2 separate regions of the Homo sapiens genome follow, and region 1 is linked to region 2. The links are chromatin loops, found by intact Hi-C in ENCODE. Cell type or tissue: prostate gland. All regions are shown on one strand. Links, peaks and the distances in the headings refer to the core of each region. The heading gives the core; the rest is flanking DNA. Region 1 overlaps LOC105378841 (a long non-coding RNA gene). Region 2 holds the start of GBP6 (guanylate binding protein family member 6).

What was found. Peaks named below come from ENCODE experiments on the same cell type or tissue, not always from the same donor. Only the 100,000 strongest peaks of a DNase experiment are listed, where the experiment ranks them.
Region 1: a loop joins it to region 2, with 2.6 times the contacts of the local background. A loop is called at or near these places in 54 of 110 quality-filtered maps.

Annotation. Positions count from the first base shown.
Region 1 is chr1:89,083,426-89,086,242 of GRCh38, reverse strand. All of the region lies in intron 4 of LOC105378841 (a long non-coding RNA gene), which reads right to left. Among named protein-coding and RNA genes, the nearest start is that of GBP1, 20 kb to the right of the region's middle. In prostate gland, for the core only: no CTCF peak of the experiment used is centred there; no DNase peak of the experiment used is centred there.
Region 2 is chr1:89,363,588-89,366,404 of GRCh38, reverse strand. GBP6 (guanylate binding protein family member 6) reads right to left here and starts at 2,346. Exons shown (of 11, transcript NM_198460.3): 1 at 2,278-2,346. In prostate gland, for the core only: no CTCF peak of the experiment used is centred there; no DNase peak of the experiment used is centred there.

The DNA.
Region 1 (2,817 bases), core at 120-2,619, 280 kb after region 2:
ACATTTTTAGAAAGAGCATATATTTACATATGTTTGGGAAAGGTATCTTGATATTAAATAATTAATTGACAGTGTTACATTTTCAATGTTCAAAATGAGCTAAGACTTTTATGTACATTATCTTATATCAGCCTCACTAAACTATACAAACTGGATATTGATGTGCTCAATGAGAAGACAATGGAATAAGGCATGGAGAGCTCACAAAGCTGAGGAGTGGCAAAGTTGCTTTCCATATGTGATATGACAGCACCTCCCTCTAGTGGTGACACCATGCTTTTCCTCCATATTCCTGATGTGACAAAGCTCAGAGTCACAGATTTGATGCCCTTTATTCTTATTTTTTGCTTCCAAATCATTTATCCTCTTTATTTAGCTTTTTCTTACAGTATGAACACTAGACAAAAACAGTTAAGTCATTTGCTTAGTATATGGTGTCAATAAAGCATGGTCTGACAACATTTATTTTTATTTATTTTCCAACTTTTAAGTTCAGGGGTACATGTGCAAGCATTATATAGGTAGATTGCATGTCACAGGGATTTGGTATATAAATGATTTCATCACCCAGGTAATCAGCATAGTACTTGATAGGTAGTTTTCAACCCTCACTCTCATCCCTCAACCCTCAAGAAGGCCCTGGTGTCTGCTGTTCCTTTCTTTGTGTCCCTATGTAATAAATGTTTGGCTCCAACTTATAAGCGAGAACTTGTGGTATTTGGATTTATGTTCCTGTGTTAGTTTGCTTAGGATAATGAACTCCATCTCCATCCATGTTGCTGCAAAGGACACAATCTCAATCTTTTTTATGGCTGCATAGTATTCTGACAATACTTATTTAGACCATATTTATTTTATACAGATACAAAATGCTATGTAATTTATTTTATGTCCTCTCATCCTGAATAGACATTTTATAGACATATGTGAAATATCAAAAGAGACATTAGGCAAAGTACTAATGATACCAACATAAAAGATAACATTATTACATATTTTGTGCTCTGAAAACATTTTTAGAAGGAGCATACATTCAAATACTAAGTTTGGGAAATGTGTTTTAATACTTAATTGAAAGTGTTACTAAGTTTTCAAAGTTCAAAATGAGCCTCTAATAATGTGTTAAGACTTTTATGTACATTATCCCAATTCAGCCTCACAAAATAATATGAATTAGGTATTGATGTGCTTATTGAGAAGATGATGAAAGGAGGCATAGAGAACTCACAAAGCTGATGACTGGCAGAGTTGCTTTCCATATGCAATATGCCAGCACCTTTCTCAAGTGTTGACACCATGCTTTTCCTCCATATTCCTAATTTGACAGAGCTTGAAGTGACAGATTAAATGCCCTTCTTCCTCTTCATTGTTGCTTCCGGATAACTTACCCTCTTTCTTTAGCTCCTCAACCCACCAGAAAACCACAAAACAACAACAAAACAAACACATAAAGTGAAGCACATGTCATCAGGCTGTACTACTCAAAACTCCTTTGTGCTAGGCATCCTGGATCTCCCAGGATGCCTTTATTCACTGAATATTTTAACAACTGACCCTTTCTCTCCTTACCATTACTCTTGTTGATCTTTGGGCCCTTTCAGATATGGTAGACAAGCATCTCCCCAGCCTCTCAGTTCCTTGACCTCCTAATAGCTGAAAGTCTTTTCTATCATCTCACCTCAGCCTGAAACTTTTCCTTACCAGTAACTAAACCTCCTCCATAATCTCAATATCAAGAGTCCCACACAATCAGTCCCTCTCATGACCTGCCTGCTCCATGCTGATAGGTCGAATGGTCAATTCTCCATCCTCATTTTATTTTATGTCTCAGCAATATGACAAAGATAATTATCCCCCTTCTTCCTAGATTCTTGTGAACTTTAGAAACTATGAGACAATAAACGTTTCAGTTCACTACATTTAGAGGGTATTTCTTATGCAATATCAGATAATTAATACAGAAACTTTTACCTGACTTGGAAGAGCATAGATTGTTACTGTCTGTTTTGTTGTTATTGTTGTTGTTGTTGTTGTTTTCAGACAGAATCTCTCCCCGTCACCCAGGCTGGAATGCAATGGTACAATCGCAGCTCACTGCAACCTTCGCCTCCCAGATTCAAGCGATTCTCCTGCCTCAGCCTCCCGAGTAGCTGGAATTACAGTCACATGCCACCACGCCCGGCTAATTTTTTGTATCTTTAGTAGAGACGGGGTTTCACCACGTTGGCCAGGCTGGTCTCAAACTCATGACCTCGTGATCTGCCCACCTCGGCCTCCCAAAGTGCTGAAACTACAGGCGTGAGCCACCGCATCCAGCTATTGTCTCCTTTTTATTCTTTATATAAACTGAAACATACACAATGTTTTGCTGTATGACTGACTTCCTTAACTCAATATTATGTATTAAAATATATGTGAAAGCTTTTGGGTTCTGTAATAATATTTCACTACAGATACTTAGGAGTAGAAGTATTCAATATATAGTATGCATTTTTTCACCTCATAGTACATAATATCAAATAGATTTTTAATATGATTGTCACAATTTATACTCTCATCAGCAATATTAAGGCTCCCCAGTGCTCTACATTCTTGCCATCATTTGGATATGTCAGCCTTTTGGATTATAGTCATTCTAGTGGGTACATGTAGATTTCATTCACAGTTTAATTTGGTTTTCCTTGAGAATAAAAGACAATTACGGAAGTTGAACATGTGTTCATGTTTGCTGTTCATTAGGAGATCCTCTTTTGGATGAGCTTATTTAAGACTTTTACTTCTATTTTTTTGTAGATTTGAAGACTGCATTACATATTC
Region 2 (2,817 bases), core at 174-2,673:
CTAGAGAATACAGGCTATCTTTCCAAAAGGGAAGCAGGAGAATGTCCAGAATCTAAAGAATTCAAGTACAGGCTGAAATACGTAGCCTAGAAGGGTCAGGTTCTCTGCAATTTACTCCCACAGACAAGAATAAGAAAAAGAATAAGAATAACAATACATATAATATTGCATATTATTTATGGAGATAAATTATAGATATCTAGAGAGAGAGAGAAATTATGTACATACATATTAATAGATAAGTTAGAGAGATTTCTTTTTGAGAGATAAAGTCAATGTCACTTTTGGGTGAATCGAGGTGAAAGGCATATGGGATTTAATTGTAATATTTTTAGAGGTGAAGTTTAATTCCATAAATTTAGTATTGAAAGTACAATTATTCTGTAGGTCTCCTGGCACATTTTTATTGCCATTATATTAAAATGGTTTTCTATGATACCTGTATTTCCTTATAATTAGAAAAATGTAAACATAATATTGTCTTCAAATGCCTCAAATACTCAGTTTAGAATTGATATGTCAGACACTCAAGATGCATCTAATGCCACCAAAAATACCAGCTCTATCATTCACTACTTATGTGGCCTTGACCAAGGAGGTCAAGCTAGCTGAGCCTGTTAATTATAGGGGTCTGTGAGTTAAATCATACATCCAACCTGGAGGGTGTTTTGATAATAAAACGAGACATTATAAGTTTATATCTTTGCATAGCATGCACCACACAATAGGATTTCAGTAAATGTTGAATTAAATGGAGGTTACTACAATAATTACAATAACAATTGGTCCATTAGATTATATATTTCAACAAAATATACAAACTATAAGTTACTAAGAAACAAAAACTACAAATAAATTTTTCACGGAAGCAAAACTGTAAAGTTCAAGCACGCTGTTGCTGTACAACCTGCTCTTGTCTGATTCTTCACTGAGGGGAGTAAGGAAAATGGAGATCAAACACGAGGTCCTGATTTCCACAGTGAAATGCATTGTAATGTGATGTGTAACGTGTTCATCACATTACAGTGACTGCAACTGTACAGTCCCTTCTTTAAAGTGAACAATAAAGGCAGCTCTAGGAAGATGTGGCTGCTCCTGCAAACAACTTTATATAAACCAGGTCTCTGGTTTCTTAGCTGTGTGGGAACCACAGACCTTTTAACTTCTACTAAATGAAATACAGCTGTTCAATCCTATTCAGGACTGGTTTTCACACTCTGATGTACATAAGAATCACCTGATCACTCTGATGATAGTTTCTTTTGCTGTGCAGAAGCTCTTTAATTAGATCCCATTCTCAGCAAACTAACACAGGAACAGAAAACCAAAAACTGCGTGTTCTAACTGGTAAGTGGGAGTTGAACAATGAGAACATGTGGACACGGGCGGCGGGGGGTTGGCGCTGGGGGTGGGGGTGGGAAACTCACACACTGGGGCCTGTCAGTGGGTGGAGGGCAAGGGGAGGGAGAGCATTAGGACAAATACCTAATGCATGCGGGGCTTAAAACCTAGATGACGGATTGATAGGTGCAGCAAACCACCATGGGACATGGTGGTTTTTAAAAAAATCTTTTTTATTTTAAACATAGTGTCTATTCTTCATCTTTTTTTTTTTTAAAGAATCAACTGAGAGGATTGTTCAAACCCAGATTCCCAGGCCTAAGTATCCATCTGTTTAGCAAGAGCTACAAGAGACTCTGATGTTCCTATGGGAAACTAACACCCCCCTCCTCCCCCACCCCCTCCCCACACACACATACACACACACACACACACACGCACACACAGAGTTTGGACTATATAATTATTTTTAAGTAATAAAGACCAGTGATGTGGGGCCTAAGTTTATTTCTACATAGAGATTTATAGAGCTCTTATTCTGAAGCTTTCCTAAGTGTGACCACTAGAAAGATAGACAAGAAACTCTCCCTTCCGGTATAATTGCCTGGAAGCTCCTTGTTCTCTGCATTCTGGGGCTTGCCGCAGGACCTGAGAGAGATAGCCAGGCAGGCGCCCACCAGGGCTCATTCCAGGCCACTCACTGCTGTCCTGAGTTGATGATCAGGGAACAGCACATCCAGGGGGACGCGGCGTGCCCGGCTGTCACTGGTTCAAGTGGAGAAGCTGAGCTTCCCCAGAACTAAAGCCAGCCACAGACTCCTGCAGGCCAGGCAGCAGGCACCCTGCCCTTCCTGCCCATTCCTCAGTTACCACTCTGAATCAGAAACCAAGTCTTGAGTTAGGAACTAAGTTGCATTTAAAAGAAAGTGAACATACCTGCTCTATAGCACCGCAGGTCCAAGAACAGTTTTCAGTTGCCTCACTCACCTCTTGTTTTCTTTCCTCCTTTTACTTTTCTGTTCTTTCCTTTATAAAAGGAAAAAAAAGCTGAGTAAGCTAGTTGTTTCCACAAATGGGATGGTGCAGTAAAAATAAACTTGGAAGTAAAATTAATCCATGCTTTTAATAAAGTGTTAGCAGAGCCATGCCTGAATCATCCGATGTGAGTTTGAGGATGGGTGTTGGGTGCAGGGGTGGGAGGAGGTCAGAAAAAGCCACAGATACTGCACAGTCACACCTTAGCAAGCACAATCCTGCCAGCTTTCTTTTGTCTTTCCCATCTTAGAAGGCTTCACAGGCTTTCTTCTTGATACCGTTCCCAGGTGGCTTTAGTTTCCTAGGCACACAAGAAAAACAGGAAATCTACAGTAGTCACATAAGCAAAGCCTTAGAAACCAAGAATATTTTAAGCATTTTTCTCTTAGTGGGAATTCTTGAGTTCTGGGGTCTTTTGTTAGTGAAGAACTTTTGATATTT